Linked DNA regions of Mus musculus: region 1 is linked to region 2. Evidence: chromatin loops called from intact Hi-C (ENCODE). Cell type or tissue: heart. All regions are shown on one strand. Links, peaks and the distances in the headings refer to the core of each region. The heading gives the core; the rest is flanking DNA. Region 1 overlaps Rufy3 (RUN and FYVE domain containing 3). Region 2 holds the start of Ythdc1 (YTH domain containing 1).

What was found. A loop is a pair of places that touch in the nucleus more often than their neighbours do. Peaks named below come from ENCODE experiments on the same cell type or tissue, not always from the same donor. Only the 100,000 strongest peaks of a DNase experiment are listed, where the experiment ranks them.
Region 1: it touches region 2 in a loop (6-fold over the local background); 3 of 42 quality-filtered maps call a loop at or near these places.

The regions. Positions count from the first base shown.
Region 1 is chr5:88,570,242-88,580,567 of GRCm38, reverse strand. All of the region lies in intron 1 of Rufy3 (RUN and FYVE domain containing 3), which reads right to left. Among named protein-coding and RNA genes, the nearest start is that of Gm42107, 9.8 kb to the right of the region's middle. In heart, for the core only: no CTCF peak of the experiment used is centred there; no DNase peak of the experiment used is centred there; H3K27ac peaks cover 406 bases.
Region 2 is chr5:86,797,785-86,808,110 of GRCm38, reverse strand. It overlaps Ythdc1 (YTH domain containing 1), which reads right to left and starts at 3,845. Exons shown (of 17, transcript NM_001347375.1): 1 at 3,520-3,845. The coding sequence starts at 3,547. In heart, for the core only: no CTCF peak of the experiment used is centred there; a DNase peak (open chromatin) is centred at 3,910; H3K4me3 peaks cover 2,562 bases; H3K27ac peaks cover 2,008 bases.

The DNA.
Region 1 (10,326 bases), core at 1,304-9,303, 1.8 Mb before region 2:
TACCTTATTCTCATGTATACAGTAATTACCAGCTCTGTTGAACTATTTTTTTCTCATTTGTACTATCTGTCCATGAGCAGGGCGGATGGACGGGTGGATCGACGGACACCACAGCCTGCTCACACAGCTTGGCCTTTCTACAGAGTGACTCTGAGCAAGCACGATGCACATCTCAGTTGGAAGTTACATTTCTCTTACAGTGGATTGTGGTTCACACTCAGATGTGGCTATTACAAGACAGATGCTGACTTGTGAGGGGCTAATGCCCCTGTAGTGCAGGATGGAAAATTACTCAACAGAATGGTGTCACTCACTGAATTTCAGTTTTCTGTTAGGGACTTAACAAATGCCACAGGGAACTCTTCTGAGCATCCTGCAAAGCAGACACTGGTCCCTCCTCATACACACAAGGAGCTGGCCCAGGAACATGCAAAGGCCAGGCGGCTGGTTTGCTCCTCCACACTGCTCTGTCTAGGTGCTCCCACCCCACCCCACCCCACCCCACCCGAAGCTGTGTTTTCTCTGACATTCTTCATCTTCAGGTATTCAGACAAGGCTCTTGGAAAGATCCTCAACAGGAGCTTCAATTCCCTTATCTGAAGAGTCTTTTTAAAAATAATTTTTTTCAGTTCACACCCTAAAGTCTCCCAAACCATTTCTTTACCCACTTCAGTCACTTACACACTGTCACTGCCACTTCAGTCCCTCAACTTACACACTGAACCCAGGTTTTTCATGAACGGCATTTTTCTGAGAAAGAGAGAACCCAGGGTACAGTTTTCCTGTTGTGTAGTGGCAAGGGCTAACACAAATCCCTCAGGCACCATGACCTGAAGTCTCAACTGGGGAGAGCTGGAACCCACCTCATTCAGTCCCCTTTACTCAGGGGGATGTCTAAATTAAGAACAAATGATACACGCAGAAGCAGGAGACAGGTAAAAGAAGGGGGAGTCAACTTGTAAAATGATACATTGTGACATATTTTAAATAAGTACTTCATGGGCCAAGTGGTGGTGGCCATGGCGCACACCTTTAATCCCAGCACTGGGAGGCAGAGGTAGGTGGCTCCCTGTGAGTGTGAGGCCAGTTTGGTATACAGAGTGTATCTGGGGACAGCCAGGGATGCACAGAGAAGCCAGTTCTCAAACAACGACAACAAAATAAAACAACAAAACACCCAAAAAGCAGAACAAACAGAAAGAACTATTTCAATGCACAATTTTAATTCTGCAAAGAATTAACTAGTATCTGTAAAACTATTGCTCAGCTGGAGAAAGGGAAGACCAAGACTTACAAGGGGCTACCACTTTCTGTCTCTCCTGACTGTCTTTAGTTTCCAATTTAACTGCAATAGTAACAGTTCTCAGCCTTTCCTTTCAATGATTGTCTTTGTTTTCTGTGTGTGTGCTGGCTGGGTCTGTGTGTCAATTCCAACACAAGCTGGAGTTATCACAGGGAAAGGAGCTTCAGTTGGGGAAGTGCCTCCATGAGATCCAGCTGTAAGGCATTTTCTCAATTAGTGATCAAGGGGGAAAGGCCCTTGTGGGTGGGACCATCTCTGGGCTGGTAGTCTTGGTTCTATAAGAGAGCAGGCTGACCAGGCAGTGGTGGCACACGCCTTTAATCCCAGCACTTGGGAGGCAGAGGCAGGTGGTTTTCTGAGTTCGGGCCAGCCTGGTCTACAGAGTGAGTTCCAGGATAGCCAGGGCTACACAGAAACCCTGTCTCGAAAATCCCACCCCCCTCCCCCAGAAAGCAAGCAAGCAAGCAAGCAAGCAAGCAAGCAAGCAAGCAAGCAAGCAAGCAAGCTGAGCAAGCCAGGGGAAGCAAGCCAGTAAGTAACATCCCTCCATTGCCTCTGCATCAGCTCCTGCTTCCTGACCTGCTTGAGTTCTAGTCCTGACTTCCTTTGGTGATCAACAGCAATAAGGAAAGTGTAACCTGAATAAACCCTTTCCTCCCCAACTTGCTTCTTGGTCATGATGTTTGTGCAGGAATAGAAACCCTGACTAAGACAAATTGGTACCAGCATAGTGGGGTATTCCTGTAACAACCTGGCCATGTTTTGTTTTGGGGAGGACTTTGGAACTTTAGGCCAGAAGATCCATTCGGTGTTAAGAGCTCTGTGGGATGTTGTGTAGGAGCATGGAAGATAATGTTGAGAACAGTGCAGAAGATGGAGGCCTGGCTTGTGTAATTTCAGAGGGAAACTTAAAGACTCTTTTCAGGTTCATTGCTATTTTGATTGGGAAGATTCTGTGGTTCTGGTTAGCTGGGGCTGAAGAATCAACTGTGATTAACAAGATACTAGAACCACTAAAGTGAAAACTTTGCATTACTGGGACTATTGATGCTGGTTAGCTGGAGCTGAGAAATTAGCGGTGATTAAGAAGAGACCAGCATCATTGAGGTGACATCTTCTGGGAAGTGTTTTCTGAGAGCACAGAGGCTGTGTTTCAGAGATAACCAAGGTTTTACTTAGTGCTGCAGCAGGACTTGGTAATGTGTAAGAGTCACCCAGGTGGTACTGGTTTTGAAGGCATGAAGGGGTCATGCAGAGCAGCTGAGGCTCGGCACTGTGATAGGCCATGGAAGACCATTGGTAAAGGTGCGGCCTTAGTTGCAATTGATGGCCCAGGACAGAAGGGGTCATGCAAAGGAGTTGAAGGCTTGGCACCATGAAGAGAGCCTATGAGAGGCTGTTGGTGAAGCCTAGTTACAGAGGAAGACAGCAGTGTTTTGGAGATGCCAGTACCATGAGATGACCATCAAGAACAGCAGCAGCAGTGGAGTACAGGCAGCTGGAGCCTAGAAGACAAGATGTGTGCTACAAAGGACATGGCCGGAGAAGTGACCCAGGCCCTTGGAAAAGCCCAGAAGATCGTGAGTTGGATCCCAGACATTGGACAGTTGGAGTTTGATTTTTGCTTTTGATTGTGACTGTGCCCTGATATTTTTCCCTCTTGAAGGAAGAGAGTATTTTAGTGGAGCCCACAGTTAAGAGACTTTTAATTGTATAAAGACTTTGAATTTTAAAAGATATTGGATATTTTAAAGGGATTGAACTTTTAATATATAAAGACTGTGGGACTTTTAAAGTTATTGAGATCTTGGGGATGAATAAGAAAGTAAGGGTTAAGGCTTAATAGTGATGTGTTTGTGTGTCAAGTTGACAAGGGGTCAATTGTACTGGCTGGTTTTGTGTGTCAACTTGACACAGGCTGGAGTTATCATAAGGAAAGGAGCTTCAGTTGGGGAAGTGCCTCCATGAGATCCAGCTGTAAGGCATTTTCTCAATTAGTGATCAAGGGGGAAGGTCCCCTTGTGGGTGGTGCCATCTCTGGGCTGTAGTCTTGATTCTATAAGAGAGCAGGCTGAGCAAGCCAGGGGAAGCAAGCCAGTAAGTAACATCTCTTCATGGCCTCTGCATCAGCTCCTGCTTCCTGACCTGTTTGCGTCCCAGTCCTGACTTCTTTTGGTGATGAACAGCAACATGGAAGTGTAAGCTGAATAAACCCTTCCTCCCCAACTTGCTTCTTGGTCATGGTGTGTGTGCAGGAATAGAAGGCCTGACTAAGACAGTGTGTAAGGAGTTTGCTTGTATCCAGCTATGGTACGTGCACCAGTTTAGTTCCTGGATTCTGAGGAGACCAGAAAAGGGCATCAGATGCCAGGATCTGGAGTTACAGATGGTTGTAAGCTGCCATGTAGTTCCTGGGAACTAAAGCCAGGTCCGAGGTATGAGCAGCAAGTGTGTATCAGCTGAGCCATCTCTCCAGTCCCTGCTTACCTTCCGTTTAAGACACCTCTTCTGAATTTTGTGTATTATCTTAGAGCCAGGTGTGGTGGCACATACATAGAATCTCAAGCAGAAAGACCAAACTTTACATAGAAAATGAGGTCACCATTAGTCCCATAGACCTTTTTTAAAAAAGGAAGGAAGGAAGGAAGGAAGGAAGGAAGGAAGGACAAAACTATTACCTTACTTTAAAAATAAGATCACAAAGCCGGGCGTGGTGGCGCACGCCTTTAATCCCAGCACTCCGCAGGCAGAGACAGGCAGATTTCTGAGTTCGAGGCCAGCCTGGTCTACAGAGTGAGTTCCAGGACAGCCAGGGCTACACAGAGAAACCCGGTCTCAAAACAACAAAAACCCAAAACAAAAACAAACAAAAACTCTCCAAAGCCTTTCACTCAATATTGCACTTTTACTCTGTGTGTGTGTGTGTGTGTGTGTGTGTGTCACACACTCCTTCATGTGGAGGGGCTCTCATTGGCCTGGAGTTTACCAATTAAGCTAGGCTGGCTGGCCAACAAGTCTCAGGCTCCCTGCCAGGTCCAGCTGGTTTACATAGGGCCCTGATAATTGAATACAGGTCCTTTGATTTGTAAGGCAAGTTCTCTGCAGACTCAGCTCCACAGCTCAACAACATGAGGTCTGTACAGGGGCCCAAGGTCAATCTCAAGTGTTGTTCCCAAGGTGCCATTCACCTTGTTTGAAACAGGGTCTCTCCTTTGGCCTGAAGCTCACCAAACAGGCTAGGCTGGCTAGACAGAGCCCCAGGGATCCACCCATCTCTCTGCAGGGCTTACAGCATGTGTTACAACACCCAGCTTTTTCACACTGATTCTGGGGACCAAAACTGGCTCCTCCTGCTTGAGTAGCAAACACTTCACCTTTAAACTATATCCCTAGGCTTCCCCTCTCTCCATGTTCTGGAGACAGGGTTTCCTGTATTTCAAGGTGGCATGAACACACTATGTAACTGAGAATATTCAGAAATTATCCTCTGGAGGCCCCTGACAAGTTCTAAGATTCCAGGTCTGCAATACCACAGCTGCTTTATGCTCTGCTGGGGATGAACACGGGGCTCTGTGCCTGTGAGTCGTGTACAGAGAGCTCCACTGCTCATCCCTCCTTTACTTAACAAAGCTGTCTCCTGTTTTTAGTTCATTCCTATTCTGCACATAAGGGCGCCTTAAAAATCATCAATTTGTGCAACTAAATCAACTTGCAGATGCTCATAAAATTCTCTTTCCTAGTGCTTCTTTCTGGGCTTACAGTTTCACAACTTAAGAAAAATATTTTCCTATTTCACTATCGACTGCTGGCACAAAAGGGTATCTTGAACTAGTTGTCATCATTTTACTACTGTACAAAACTATGATTATGTCACAGCCACCTCCCTCCCAATATCTTTCTTCCCATAACCAAAATCTACTAGGTTTCTCGTCAGTTGTCAGATTTCTTCAATCTGAGGTTTACAATATGCTTGGTAAGCTCATTGTCAGTTTGCAGATATTAACCAAAGATGACAGTAAGCAATTATAAAATGATTGGGCCCAGGAAGCTGAGTTATCATTATTTTGTCAGAAGCAAATATCACCAGAGGACGGCAATGTCTCATCGTTACTTATTAAAATTAACCAGCTTAAGACCAGAAATGGCTTCTACCTTGGGATGTAGAACTGGCTTCATGGCTCAGTGGCAGCAAGCAAGGGCTTACACACACAGAGCTATCAGCAGCTAGCTACCAAGTGTCTGTGGGAAATTTATCCTCCCTTCACCTTGATTTGCTCAGCTGTAAAATGAAACTAAATTACCAGCTTTGCAGAGAACACAGCCCCAAGAGAAGAAATTCACGTGTTTTGCATATTATTTATAGATGTTGCTCAAAATAGTACCTACCAAATACCAGTCTCAATAGATGCTTATTGGTATAGAAATGTAATGCTAAAAGCACGCTCAATACACAAAAAGATATTTTCCACTGTTTAAAATCTTCAACCTTCAAATTTTTTCAGTTCTACAAAATCAAGCTAAAGGTATGTCTTAAGAAACAAAATTGTAAGCCAGGCATGGTGGCGCATGCCTTTAATCCCAGCACTCGGGAGGCAGAGGCAGGTGGATTTCTGAGTTCGAGGCCAGCCTGATCTATAAAGTGAGTTCCAGGACAGACAGAGCTACACAAAGAAACCCTGTCTCAAAAACAAACAAACAAAATCAAAAAAAATTGTAGCTGGGCAGTGATGGCACACGCCTTTGATTCCAGCACTCAGGGGGCAGAAGGAGGTGGATCTCTGAGTTTGAGGCCAGCCTGGTCTATACAGCCAGTTCTAGGGCATCAAGGATACATGGAGAAAGTCTGCCTTGATTCTATCTGGCTTTTCCCTCCCGTCCTTCCTTTTTGAAGGGGTCTTGCTATGTGTCCTAAGATGGTCTTCTCTTATGACCCTTTCTATCACAGCTTCCCATAGTACTTTTTCCATAGATATGAGTTCGGCATTAACACGTCCAGGGTAAGTACAGTGTGTTAACTACTGGAAATGCTGAAGAAAAACAAGGACAACACAAACAACCATAGGTATTCAAAAAGTTCCAAGGACCCAGTCACATATGGACTATTCAGTATTGTGTGTACGTATATGTATGTATGTATATGATGTATGTATAGGTATTTGATAGGCTATATACACTATTCTATCACATTTATGACTTACAGGTTTCATTTACTCACTCATTCATTCATTCTTAGCAGAATATGATTTTAATGAGCGGAGAAGGAACTCTAAGGGGCTGTTGCCTGAAAGACAGGCCCAGTCTAGGCCGAGACTCCAGATGCAGAAGGGAAGGAAGGTTCTTGGTGGAGCAAGTCATCTCTGGAAGCAGAAGGTTCCCAGCGAGTCCTGGGGCTAACACACAAACTGAGCAACCTTACCCATTTAACTGTTGTCTGATGTCCATTCCTCCCCCTCCCTCTCTTTTAAGATGGTCTCACTTTTCAGCCTTGGCTGGCCTGGAACTCACAGAGATCCACCTACCTCTGCCTTTGTCCATTCTTCACTAACAAATGGGAAACACCCTTAGCTACTTCAGCATTGGATAAAATGACCTATAAAGTGCCAGTACAGCCCTTGGCACAGAGCAAGCAGAGACAGGGTCAGCTCTGACTGTTACAGTAAGTGCTTCTGCTTCTGAGAATGGCCAGAACACAAACACGACTCTCTTCTCATGACGTCAGACTTGTAAGGATGGATGTTTACAAGAGTGACAGTGACTCAGAAGAAAGCTAAGAGGAGATGTGGAGAGAGTAGAGTGTGTACTGTGATGCTTTTCAAGTTGTGAGGAGGGAAGAGTGGCAGGTCAAAATTTACCAAGTATCACACTATAAATGACAGCACTGCGGAGAGTCCCTAAACAGATTCTACAGTTAAAGACTCGCATGCTGATGAACAACTTCTGCTTTCCCACACCGCTCGCCCCGCTTGTCTCTCTCCTTGTGCATGTAAAAGGATCCCCGCTATTCCTTCAAACCATCCCACCTCTGCCCCATCCCCAGTCGTTCCAACAGATGCTGAGTGTCCTCCGGGCCACCTGGTACCAAACAAGATTCGAGCCAGAAATCCACTCTGGCCAGCAGCCCTGGGAAGTTGAGAAAGACTAAGCGCCTTTTCACAACTATTCAGAAATAGTGTGGTGCACACCTGTAACCCCAGCTGAGAGGGATTAGAGGCAGGGGATCTCGGAAGCACAGCACGCCCCCGTCTTACAAGCACGCCACAACCATACAGCTACGCTACCGTCTCTGGACCGCTGCTTTGTAACTCTCAAAGTATTTCCTCTCGTACATTGCTTTTGTTTCTTTCTGTGCAGTGACTGAACCCAGGACCCCGTGCATGCTCAGTATAAGCTCCAGCCCTGAGCTCTACCCCGGGCCCACTGCAATTCAAACCAATTATTGGATGCTTACAGTTACAATGTACTGACTTCCCAAAACAAATTTGAAGGCCTGTACACAACCTACTTAGCATTATTGGGAGAAATTTTAATATTAATAGTGTTTGGGTAGCAGTATACTATTTGTAACATAGTATTGTTACACTGAATGTAAAATTCATTAAAATGAGATTTTAAGCCTGGTTGTGGTGACTTATGCCTTTAATCCCAGCAGAGGCAGGAGGATCTCTGTGAGTTCAGGAGCTCAGAGCTATATTGTGAGATACCCCCGACCCCCCCCCCCCACCCTCATACACACCAAACACACAAACAAATGCAACGAATAAAAAAATGCACATGGGTAGTCCTGTCTTGTAATCTCTCCTACTTTTGGGAAATTTTCCTTACTTTTCCCTATGTGTTTGCTGGGTTGTGGTGGCGCATGCCTTTAATCCCAGCACTTGGGAGGCAGAGGCAGGCAGATTTCTGAGTTCGAGGCCACCCTGGTCTACAGAGTGAGTTCCAGGACAGCCAGGACTACACAGAGAAACCCTATCTTGAAAAAACAAAACCCTGAAACTGTTGCTGTCAATCACATGTCCCATTTAACTGTCCCACACTGGTAGGTGCTAAGGAAAGAGTAGGGGAAGGAAAGGGGAGGGAGGCAGGAGAGAGGGGGAGGGACTGTCTGGGAGGACTGAGTGCTACAGCTTGGACAACTGTGGAGACTTTGCTGTATCCAGAGGGTGAGCAGGAAGTGGAAAGTGAAAATAAAGGAAACAGTGGAAGGAAAGAAACAGGGGCTTGATTTAGCCACCCACACCTCCAAAGCTCAGGATATCCCGAGTCATTTCAGCTGTGTGTGGAAAGGGCCACCTGCACGCTGGCCCTCCTAGGGGTGGACCCCAGTTCTCTAGTGGACACATTTTCCCTCTTTGGTATGGGTGCATTTATATGTTATATGCCATGTGACTAGATGGCATATAAAGGACTAGAAAATGGTTTTGCTTTGTTAACTCAGTTGAAAACGAATGGAACAATGAATCCCAGTATTGCTACCAGGACATTAATCTACAATGTACTATGAAGAAGCCATTCTTTAAAAAAGTCTCAGCCAGGCGTGGTAGCATATGCCTGTAGCCAACCTCAGCGTTTAAGAGGTACAGGCAGGAATGGGTCAATTTCAAGCCAGCCTGGGCTAGAGGAGACCCTTACTAAAAAAAATTAAGCAAATCAACCTGTTTCCAAAAAATGGGCATGTTCTGATGATCTGACTGTTCCTCTAAAAACCCTAGTTTAGGCAGACAGTTCTGTATCTACAAAATAAAGTATTTCTACCTTTTCAAAATGTAGAAAAGTATATAGGTGGTTTGAATTACAGACAACTAATATATACTCAACTCCTAATAAGGTGTATTTTTAAATGACTATGAACAATTAAAAAACAAGAAATGGGGCTAGAGAGATGGTGCTGGCTGCTCCTGCAGAGGAACCAGGCTCGATTCTCAGCACCCACATGGCGGCTCACAACTGTCGGAAACTCCAGCTGCAGAGGATCCGATGTTCTTTTCTGGACTCTGGGTTCTACTCATACACATGGTTTAGACACAGATGCAGGGAGGATACCCATATGTATATAATATAAGAATAAAAAAACCTTTTTAAAAAGAGGAGCAATAACAGCATATATTCATGGAAGATAAACTATATGTATAAAATCTGTACACATACACACACACACACACACACACACACACATACACGAAACCCTAAACATAAAACTGGCTTGCTGTGCCTCAACACCCATGCTGGGACATATTTGTAAGTCTAAAAGTTCCCTGCACACACTTTGGATTTGCAAGTGCATGCAAGAGAATCAAGTTACTCCCCAAGTCTATCATCAGCACAGTGATGGTTTGTATATGCTTGACCCAGGGAGTGGCACAGCTGGGAGGTATGGCCTTGTGGGCCTGGGCTTTAATGCCCTTGTCCTAGCTGCCGGGAAGTCAGACTTCCGCTAGCAGCCTTTAGATGCAGAAGTAGAACTCTTTAAATGAAGATGGAGAATCTTTTCCTGCACCATGGCTGCCTGGATGCTGCCATATTTCTACCTCGATGATGATGGACTGAACCCATGAATCTGTAAGCCAGCCCCAATTCAATGTCCTTTATAAGAGTTACCTTGGTCCTGGTGTCTGTTCACAGCAGTAAAACCTAAGACAAGCACTATCCAGGAATCCAGGAGCCAATCATGGCCCTGATTGGGTGTTCTTTGAAAAGGGTACTCATAGTGTCTCTTTTGAGATTCTTCCCCCACCCCTATCCCTCTTCCAGCTCCCTTTCAGTCTCAAACAGGCACACACAAGTACAGGGTGAGAGTGCTTTCTCTGGGAGTGACAGGCACTTTGTGTACTGATCTTACTGGAAGAAAATGACAAATGAGATATGGGTTCTTTGTTTGGCTTCATCTTAAAGGTGTGGCGCTCACCTTTACTTCCAGCACTCTGTAGGCAGAGGAAGGCAGATCCCTGAGTTCAAGGCCAGCCTAGTCTACAGAAAAAAAAAAGAATTATTACAAACAGACAAGCACCATCAATGACAAGCACAAT
Region 2 (10,326 bases), core at 834-8,833:
TGCATCTGAAGACAGCTACAGTGTACTAATGAATAATAATAAATAAATCTTTAAAAAAAAAAAAAAAGAAAAGAAAACTGAGATGTTAAATACACATTTTCAAACCCAGGCCAGGAATTTTTCTTCAATTCACTTATGACAGTTTCAGTGAGGTAAAAACAAGGCAACAGGATGTCCAGCAATCTCTTCCTTTTGCTATCAAGCAAAGTATATTTACATCAGGATAATCCCTCAAATAAATTTCAGTCATTAAAAGACACCATTCTTCTAAATGTGTCAGTGTGTTTTGCCTACATGTAAACATGTGTGGACTATGAGCAAATCTGGTGGATATCAGACATTGGACCCTGGAATTGGAGTAAGGAACAATGGTAGTTGACATGTGGGTTCTGGGAACCAAACTAGGGTTTTCACAAAAGCAAACAACTATACTTTGCTACTGAGCTATACTTCCAGCCTGAAAACAACTATTCTTCTAAATGATGTCCAGAGACTTGAAGAGAGACCTTCCCATCAATATTTTCCACCTTCCATATAACCAACTGGCACCCAAAGATAGTATCTCTTTATTTTCCCACTTCTACTACCAGTAAACTAAAACAAGATCCAAAATGAAAGGAGATGTAAATCAAACCCATACTGTTTTATAGAGCCCTTCCTCAAGCAACTAGCTCCCAACAGTGCTAGCCACAGCATGTATACAGGTTTATACACGCTATATACACAGAAGCTTGTGTGTATGATGCATGAGAGTAAGTAAAACTCAGCTCTGTACTTTACAATGCTTATGCTGTTATTCATTAAAGTCGAACCACATAAATATTTAAGGAACAGAGGACACAATACTTTAAAAGATACCTACAAACAAGACAATCACACCCCTTGCCCTCCTGAAGCTTTCGATCTGGAAATGTAGACAATTACTTACAAAAGCAAAAATTCATACACATTTTGGGTTAACTATTCTTTGTAGACTATATCCTGTAGGGATTCAAATAAAATTCATGTAAAATGTTTATCAGAAAAGATGTGCATTTCTTCATCATAGAGAAAAATCCATGGAATACACAAGGTGCTGTTGTTTCCCAGTATTATTTTTAAAAAACTCACATTAACAGTCAACTTTTTGGACAAATCAACACAAAAATAGCAGGGAGCTGGTAGACTATCCAAGTATAGAGGATTAACTGAAACATTACAGGAATTGATGTTTATTACAAAGCCCAATAAATTAAGAATTCCTATGACTCTAAAATTCATTGTGATTAACACGCATAATTGCAACTTTCTTATTTTCTGAGACTTGTTTTTTAATCAAGAGTTTCCAAAAGTTATGAATTTATTAAAGGCTTAAGTTTTAGCATGATTAAGATTCCTTTTTATGGGACATTTCTCTTCTCCCATAAAAAGGAATCTTACCTGCTCCAGAACTCATTCTGTAAACCAAGCTGGCTTTGTACTCAAGAGATCTACTTGCCTCTGCCTCCTAAGTGCTGGGATTAAAGGCCTACATTGCCACCATTATGACTAAGATTCTTATAATCTTCGTACTTTCCTGTTAAACACATAACAAATGATACAAATTTCTCTTAACATTCTCACTTTTCTTTAAGTATTACTTATTCGGTTTTTTTGTTTTGGTTTTTTGTTTTTTCGAGACACGGTTTCTCTGTGTAGTCCTGACTTGTCCTGGAACTCACTCTGTAGACCAGGCTGGCCTCGAACTCGGAAATCTGCCTGCCTCTGCCTCCCAAGTGCTGGGATTAAAGGTACTTATTCGTTTTAATACTGACTTTCATAGGTGAGTGACAATGATCAAGTAACACTAAGCACTTCCAGTAGGTATTTACTAGCTGCTAGTATAGAGAAATAATCTTGATTTTAACTATAAAAAAGTCACTTGTACCAGAAAATTCAAATAAAGCACAATTAGAAAAATTAAGTTTTAAAAAACTATTTCCAAATATTCTAAGCATTGGTGACGAATGACATCACAACTCAATAATCGAGTTTTTGTGTTTAAAGTGCATCTTCAATATTAAGTCCACTTCTAAAAGCAAATGATCATTACTTCACTGTGCATTGTTGTATATTACTGATTTCTAAATTATCTTCACTTTAATAGAAACTATACTGACAACTGAATTTTAATCGCTTTTGTGTTTGGTTCATCTACCATGGCAGCCACCAAAACTACTAAGTCATAAATCTTATCCTGCCAATCAAAGGTTGAAAGGATCTTCAGGTTTTTTTTTTTTTTTTTACAACTGACTTTATATAATAAGATAGTCCTTTATTCACTATCAGAATTCTTCCTTCACAGTCCTTCAGAATGTCTCGAGGAACAGGTTTAGTTTCAGAATAAAAAATAAACTGCAATGTGTGCATCGAGAATTGCTTCAACTGGGCAGTGATGGCACATGCCTTGCACTCAGGAGGCAGAAGCAGGCAGATCTCTCAAGTTTGAGGCCAGCCTGTCTGCAAATCAAGTTCCAGAACAGGCAGGGCTACATGGAAACCATGTCCCTAAGGGGGGGGGGGGGGGGAGGATGCTTATGACAAAGACAGATCTTTAAACATATTCCCACTCAAGACAGACCAGAAAAGTGGAAAAAAGCTTTAATGACTGTTCAGCCCACTTAACAAATCTCCACCTCAAATTTAATGAGCCACAAGCAGAGATTTGTGAAATGCAGGGCAGCAAGTGTGCACTATTTTCTTCTAAGACTGTCGCGATAGTCCCAGAGCTGAGAACTCTCTCAAGACTGCATCCCATCTAGACGAGTATCTTCTATGGTCTGGATCCTATACTGGCATCTGTGGTCTCTATATAGTATTTCAGAAGAAATGACATTTTATCAACTAAAATGTTTTCTTTTTATCTTTCCAAGTCTCTCTAGCCTCCACCTACGTATTCCTCGCTGAATCTTTTGAGAACTCTGCACTATTCTGGGAGATCCGTTGCTAGGACTTTTGGAAGAAGGGGCATGGGTGTTTGTTTGTTTGTTTGTTTTTTTCCTAATATCTTTCTTTCCAAAGTAAATACTCGAGGAATAAAAGAAGCGATTCTTAGCTTATCCAAAAGATCAGTGAGAAGCTACTTACAGGTATTTCTCATGATTAATAATCCACCTGAATGAATTAAACTAGTCTACTCACTAGTCTAACAATGCTAACTGTGACGTTATTTTCGAAAAAAGTCAACCAAAAAGACGACAGTTCAGAAAAATACGCATTACATCCGCATAATCCGGCCAGGAAACGTGCCCGGGGGCAAGTTCCTCAAAGCAAGCCCTCTCCCAACCGCTCCCGGGAGTGACGAGAGAAGCAAAGCCCTGGTCGAGGTGGGAGCCGCCGCAGAGACGAGGACGCCGGGCCCAGCAGGCCAGGCCTCGCAAGGAGCGGGTCACGATGCGGCCGCCTGCTCTGCGCGAGGCCCTAACCTCCCGCCTCGCCCGCAGGCCGCGGCTCCTAGGTCCCCTCGCCCGGCCGCCCCGAGGCCCCGTCCTCCACACTCACCTTTCTCCTCCCGGCTGTCGGCCGCCATGGCTGCCCTCCGGCTTCCGCCGCCGCCACCGCCGCCGCCGGGACGCGAGTCGCGCGGGCGCCGCAGACGCGGCCGCAGGCGCACGAGTCCGTCCGTCAGTCCGTCCGGCGGGCCGCGCGCTTCGACCTGACCTGCTCCACTCAGCTTCCTACGCGCAACCCTTCCTCCCGTGCTCTGGTTCTCTTCCCGCCTGGCTCTCTGGCCTCGGTCGGCGCGGGCTTCAGCCTTCCTGTTGGGGTTCGGCCACCACAGAGACAAGGGGGAGGAGAGAGACACAGATGGCGACGCCGGGCGGCGCTAAAATGGAGCCTGCTTCCTGCGCGAAACAATCCCGCTCCCGAAATGCCTTGCGCTGTTTACGCTCTGTGCCTCTCGCGGAACGTCACAGTGCGGGGAACCGGGGCGGGGGCGGAGGCGGGGACGGGGACTGGAGCGAGAAGCGGGACGTAAGAGGGCGTGACTTCGGCACGTCGTCCCGCCCCGCGCGCAAACTTGACGTCCAGGGAACCGCCCTCGTTCCAGAGGATAATCGGTATTTAGGCTTCTCTGCTGTGCTTCCTACAGCTCAAGGATGCAGACATCTCACCAGAAACGTTTGGAAGGCCTTGAATGGTTAGTGTGAGACACCATCAGAAAGGGTGTTATGTCTTTCTTTGGTTTTACGAGACAGGGTTTCTCTGTGTGGCCCTGGCTGTCCTGGAACTCACTCTGTAGACCAGGCTGGCCTCGAACTCAGAAATCCGCCTGCCTATGCCTCCCAAGTGCTGAGATTAAAGGCATAAACCACCACTGCCCGGCTATGTCTTTTTTATATATTTAATTTTCTTTTATTTGATTAGTAGTGTCTACTACTTCTTTTTAAATATTGTTCTAGGACCAGGGGTTAAGAATAGCTTTATTGTTGGGTGGTATTTGGGCTCATCTTTAATCCCAGCACTGGAGAGGCAGAGGCAGAGGCAGAGGCAGGAGGATCCCTGTGAGTTCGAGGCCATCCTGGCATACAGATTGAGTTCCAAGACACCCATGGCTACACAGAAACCCTGCTTCAAAAATAAACAAACAAATGTGTTCTCCCTCAAAGGAAGTCTGAGTTTATCTTCTAGTTAAGGCAGCCAAGGTTTGAGTAAACAAATTGAAAGTTGTGCTGACGCCAGGAGTGGTGGTGCACACCTTGAAACCCAGCATTCTGAAAGCAGAGGCAGGGGAATCTCTGAGTTAGAGCCCAGCCTGGTCTATAGAGTGAACAGTACTGGGATAGCCAGGGCTACAGTGAAACCTTAGCTCAAAAGAAAAACAAACAAAAAAAAATGGAAAGGAAGAAAAAAGACAAAAGGGAAAAAGAAAATTGTGAACTTTATTAAAAAAAAAAAAAGCTAGCTAGAAAAGGGTGATGCATACCTTTAATCCTCCCATTAGGGAGGAGGCAAGCAGATATCTGAGTTCAAGAACAGCCTGGTCTACAAAGCAAGATCCAAGACAGCCAGGGCTACACAGAGAAACCTTGACTTGGAAAACAGAGAGAGAGACAGACAGACAGACAGACAGACAGTTGCTATAGTGATAAGACCCCTTTTTATGGAGAAAAGCTAGTACAGAGGCCCTCCTGTGGAGGTGAAGACTGATGGTAAAAGATAAGAGACAATAACAAATAAGCACTAATTGTCTTCGGAAAGCACATACAAAGACTTTATGAAGATCTGAGGGGCATTCCAGTAACCAGGAATGGAGGTGAATGAAGATCTGCGGGGCATTCCAGTAACCAGGAATGGAGGTGAATGAAGATCTGCGGGGCATTCCAGTAACCAGGAATGGAGGTGAATGAAGATCTGCGGGGCATTCCAGTAACCAGGAATGGAGGTGAATGAAGATCTGAGGGGCATTCGAGTAGCCAGGAATGGAGGTGAATGAAGATCTGCGGGGCATTCCAGTAACCAGGAATGGAGGTGAATGAAGATCTGCGGGGCATTCCAGTAACCAGGAATGGAGGTGAATGAGAAGACAAGTACTGAGATGATGTTTGACAAAAGTCACTGCCCACTGGTGGTGGCATCACATGCCTTTAATCCAAGCACTTGGGAAGCTGAAGCGCAGATCTCTTGGATTTTAGGCCTGCGTAGTCTAAAAGCAAGTTCCAGGACAGCCAGGGCTACACAGAAAAACCAAACCAAACAAACAGTAGTACGAGATCTTCAGGGAAAATAACTTGGAGTAAGCCTACTGAAAGGTAGGAAGTGAAAACACCCTGGATACTCCAAAGAACCATCCTATAGAATGTAAAAGCAAGTCTACACACGTAGACTTGTAGTTTGAGCTGCTTGTCAGAATCCCTTGGATGATAGTAGAAGACCAGCCAGTCACATTTACCACTTTTGGTTTTATTTCTTGGGAAAGCCTCACTTTCTCAAAAAGTATATTCTTGACTCTCTAGAATTCCATGACCCTCATGCGTCCACCTCACAAGAGCCGGTACATCCTAGCATACTGGGGTTTATAACACTTGGATAGAGAGAAACGATCACTTATTCTGTCTTTCCCATTCAAATTGTAACTTAGAGGTACCAAAATAAGTAACTGGTAATGCCAATGTGCCATAGTCAAAGAGCCATACAACTAAGACATCACCATTTTGCAATCACTAATGAAATAAACATCACTGCAACTAGCTATGTGTAATACATTATATGTACATATAGTAATTAAATAAAACTGGGTGTGGTGGCAGAGGCCTTTAATCCTAGCATGGAGGAGACAGAGGCAGGCAGATCTCTGAGGCCAGCATGGTCTACATAGTAAGTTTCAGGGCAGCTAGGGCTACACAGGGAAACCCAGTCTTAAATAAACAAAAGACAACAGTAGAAAATCAGATGCTAGGTGCCTCCTCGTATTAGGACTTCTATCTATGGTGACTCGTTGTATTGTCAATTTGACTAGACTCTGAATTATCTAGATTGGTGAGGCACACTTGGGTGTTGTAAGTTATGGTATCTGCTCAGAAGCCCCAAGACCAAATTCTCAACAAAAAGGAGATATTTACTTGCCTCAGAAGAGCAGAGGTTAAGAGATAGAGGATGTGGAAGAAGGAAAAGGGGACAAGAGAGAGGGTGCAGGGGTATTTGTCCTGGAAGAGAAAGGACTGCCTGTAGATAGAAAACAGATGTGGCTTATAGGCAAATGGCAATTTATAAAGGGAAAAGGGAAAATCCCATATTAGAATGAGGTGTTTCATTTTAATTGGGCATGTTAATTAGGTGAGATAAAGAAAGCTTTTGATTGCTGCTCTTCAATACTCATAGCTGGACTTTGGTAGTCAGCTTTAGGAGGAAGAAGTGGCCAAATAAGTAATTAGACCTTGGTGGCTAGTTTTAGGAATGTAATCTAATGGTTTTCAGCAAGACTAAAGAAATGGTATAAAAGGGCAAGGCCTGCCAGAGCCTCCCGCTCAAGTGGGATCGTGTCCCTTCAGGTATGTCTGAGGTGTTACATAACAGTAGTTTTCTCTGACAAAGTGTGGAATAGAGACTGAAGGAAAGGCCATTCAGAGACAGTCCCACCTGGGGATCCATCCCACATACAGTTACCAAACCCAGACACTATTGCTGATGATAAGAAGTGCTTACTGACAGGAGCCTGATATAGCTGTCTCCTGAGAGGCTGTGCCAGAGCCTTACCAATACAGATGTGGATCTTTGCAGCCAACCATGGAGCTGAGCAGTGGGACCCCAATGGAGGAGTTAGAGGAAAGACTGAAGTAGCTGAAGGGGTTTGCAACCCATAGGAAGAACAACAATATCAACTAACCAGATACCTCAGAGCTCTCAGGGACTAAACCACTAACCAAAGAATACACATGGAGGGGCCCATGGCTCTAGTTGCATATGTAGCAGAGGATAACTTTATCTGGCATCAATGGTAGGGAAGGCCCTTGGTCCTGTGAAAGCTCGATGCCCCACAGTAGGGAAATGCTAGGGTGTAAGATGTGAGTGGGTGGGGTAGGTGGAGGGGAGCACCCTCATAGAAGATGGAAGGAAGGGGGCATGGGATGGGGGCTTGTGAAGAGAAAAACAGGAAGGGGGGATAACATTTGAAATGTAAATAAATAAAATAACCAATAAAAATTAAAAAAAAAAACAATTTCCTCTGAGATTGAAACATTCCATCCTTCAGGGACAGAAACAGTAATCAGAAAGAGTAAACAATTCAAACTAACTCAGGAAGTCCCTGAAATTTACCACATTCTCTAGGGTCCTCTACCTGCCAGAGAAAACAATAAAAGGCATGCGTCACTCTCAGACAAGCCAGCCTTGCAAAGAAGACTCTGAGACCAGATAAGCTGCCTGAAAGAGATTTAGAACCACTGAGATACTTAGAACAGACATTCCTTTCCAAACTTTTGAGCTGCCTACAGGCTGGGCATTGTGTCCCAGGTTCCCAGCTTTTGTGAGCTGTCACCCATGCTTGGGAGGATTTTGGTGATATACCTGTCTTTGAGTCATTTCTGCTCCTATAAGTAATCTCAATAAAACTCATTGGTTCACCAACTTACTTTCTTTGGGCTGTCATGTGTTCCCTATCTGGGGATGAATAGACATCTCCCCAAGAAAAGTTGTATCAAATAACATGAGGGTATTTGAGACAATTTACTAAGAAGGAAAGTGACTCCTTCTATCTGAGTCCCCCATCTCACTGGCCGAGGCTGGAATGGAATAAAAGGAGGACAAAGAAGGTGGCTCTGGGTGCATATACCACACTTACTTCTGCTTCTTGTTCCCTCTGACATAACCTGCTCTACCGTACCCTCTCTAGCATGATGGACTGAACCTGAGAAACCAGCAGCCACAAATAGTTCCTCCATATGCATTGTTTTATTAGGAATTTGTGAGGCAATTAAAAACCACCCTAATATGCTATCTATAATCTTGCAAAAAGTCAAACCTAGATCTCATAAAGGCTATATAGACTGAACATAACACAACTCCAGCCCCCTTGAGTAATAGCTGCCGTGATGATCTCTGAATAATATTTGTGAATTTTCTGTGTGTACTGTCTATAGGTGTCTTAGTTAGGGTTTTGCTGCTGTGAACAGACACCATGACCAAGGCAAGTCTTATAAAAACAACATTTAATTGGGGCTGGCTTACAGGTTGAGAGGTTCAGTCCATTATCATCAAGGTGGGAACATGGCAGCATCCAGGCAGGCATGGTACACTGATTCCTAGGCAACTAGGGTGAGGATCTTAAGCCCACACCCACAGAGGCATACCTACTCCAACCAGGTCACACCTCCAAATGGTGCCACTCCCTGGCCCAAGAATACACAAACCATCCCAATAGGTGTCCAAGGTCTTGAAATTTTGATATGTCATCTGAGAACAAATTCATCTGTATTCATTGCTATCCTGGGGTCCATGTGGGTTTGTGATGCACCCTGAACACATCTACTAAAAAAAGCTATTAGAGTAACTGGCAGAGTTTTAAAACATACATACATTGACTATAGTTGTTTGGATTAGAGTAAAACTCCAGTCTAAGACTAGAGGAAAAGCAGAAACACTGAGAAATGAGTGATTCAATGTCCTATTCTAAGGTCTATCTCAATAACAGTGAATATCAATAACATTATGATAATCAGATATGAGAAAATGGAAACCATGAATAAAAAAGGAATACATGTGTAGAATAAAGTGCTTTTGATAAGAAAAGGCATGACAATCGTTAAAAAAGGTTATAGGTATAGTAGCATACACCAGTAATTCTAGTATTCAAGAGACAGATAGGCGATATCTCTGAATTCAAGACCAGCCTGGCCTACATAGAGAGAGAGAGAGACCCGTCTTTAAAAAAAAAAAAAAAGAAAAAAGCTATCATTGCAATGATTAAGTTTTCCATTTTTATTTCATTTTAGAGATTATATTCTTTCTCCCTCTGTTTCCTCTCTCCAAACCCCCTCACTCTTTCAAATCCATGTCCCCTCTTTGGATAAATAGTTGTGACATGCATCTATCTATACACATAAGTATGTGTGTATATACCATTTCTAAATATTTCCATCTGCATAATGTTACTCCTATCCATATTTTCAGTGCTTTCTATTTGGTATTGGACAAATAATTGGTGTGCTCCTCCCTGGAGAAGACTATTTCTTCTGATCTCAGCCTTCCTCAGTTGCCTGTAGTTCTCTGTGTAGAGTTAAGGCCTCATGGACTTTCCCAATCCACTTTGGCATGCCCTTTTCCTCCTCATGGTTAGGCAATCATGTTGGTGAGAGTTTCTGGGTGTAGCATCTGACATTACTAGGAGATACAATCTCACAGCAAACACCTCTGGCTGGTACCATCTCTCCACCCACCCCCTCTTCCACCATGTTCCCTAAGTGGCAAGTGTTGGGGGTATTCTGTAGATGTATCTCCTTGGACTAATTTTATAAGGTGAGAAGAAATGCCCACTTCTAAGATATGATTTGTGGGATTGCTACAAAGTCAGCAAAACATCCGTGGTACTTAGCTAAAGGCTGTGAATAGATAGCTCACTATTGTTCAGAAAGGAGTTGAACATCCTTCCTAATTATATTTTCCTTTAGTTTGAGTGATTTTAACAATTCAATGTGATAACTATGTTATTTGCATCAAAATTGTATCTACACATACACACACAGTCTGATGCCAGAAATCAATCTCTTGCTCTCTGCTCTCAAGAGATTTTTCTTCTGTAGCTACTTACATATTTGACTATTTAGACAGATACCCATCTCTCCAAATGTGTGGTCATCTTGGTGAGCAGTA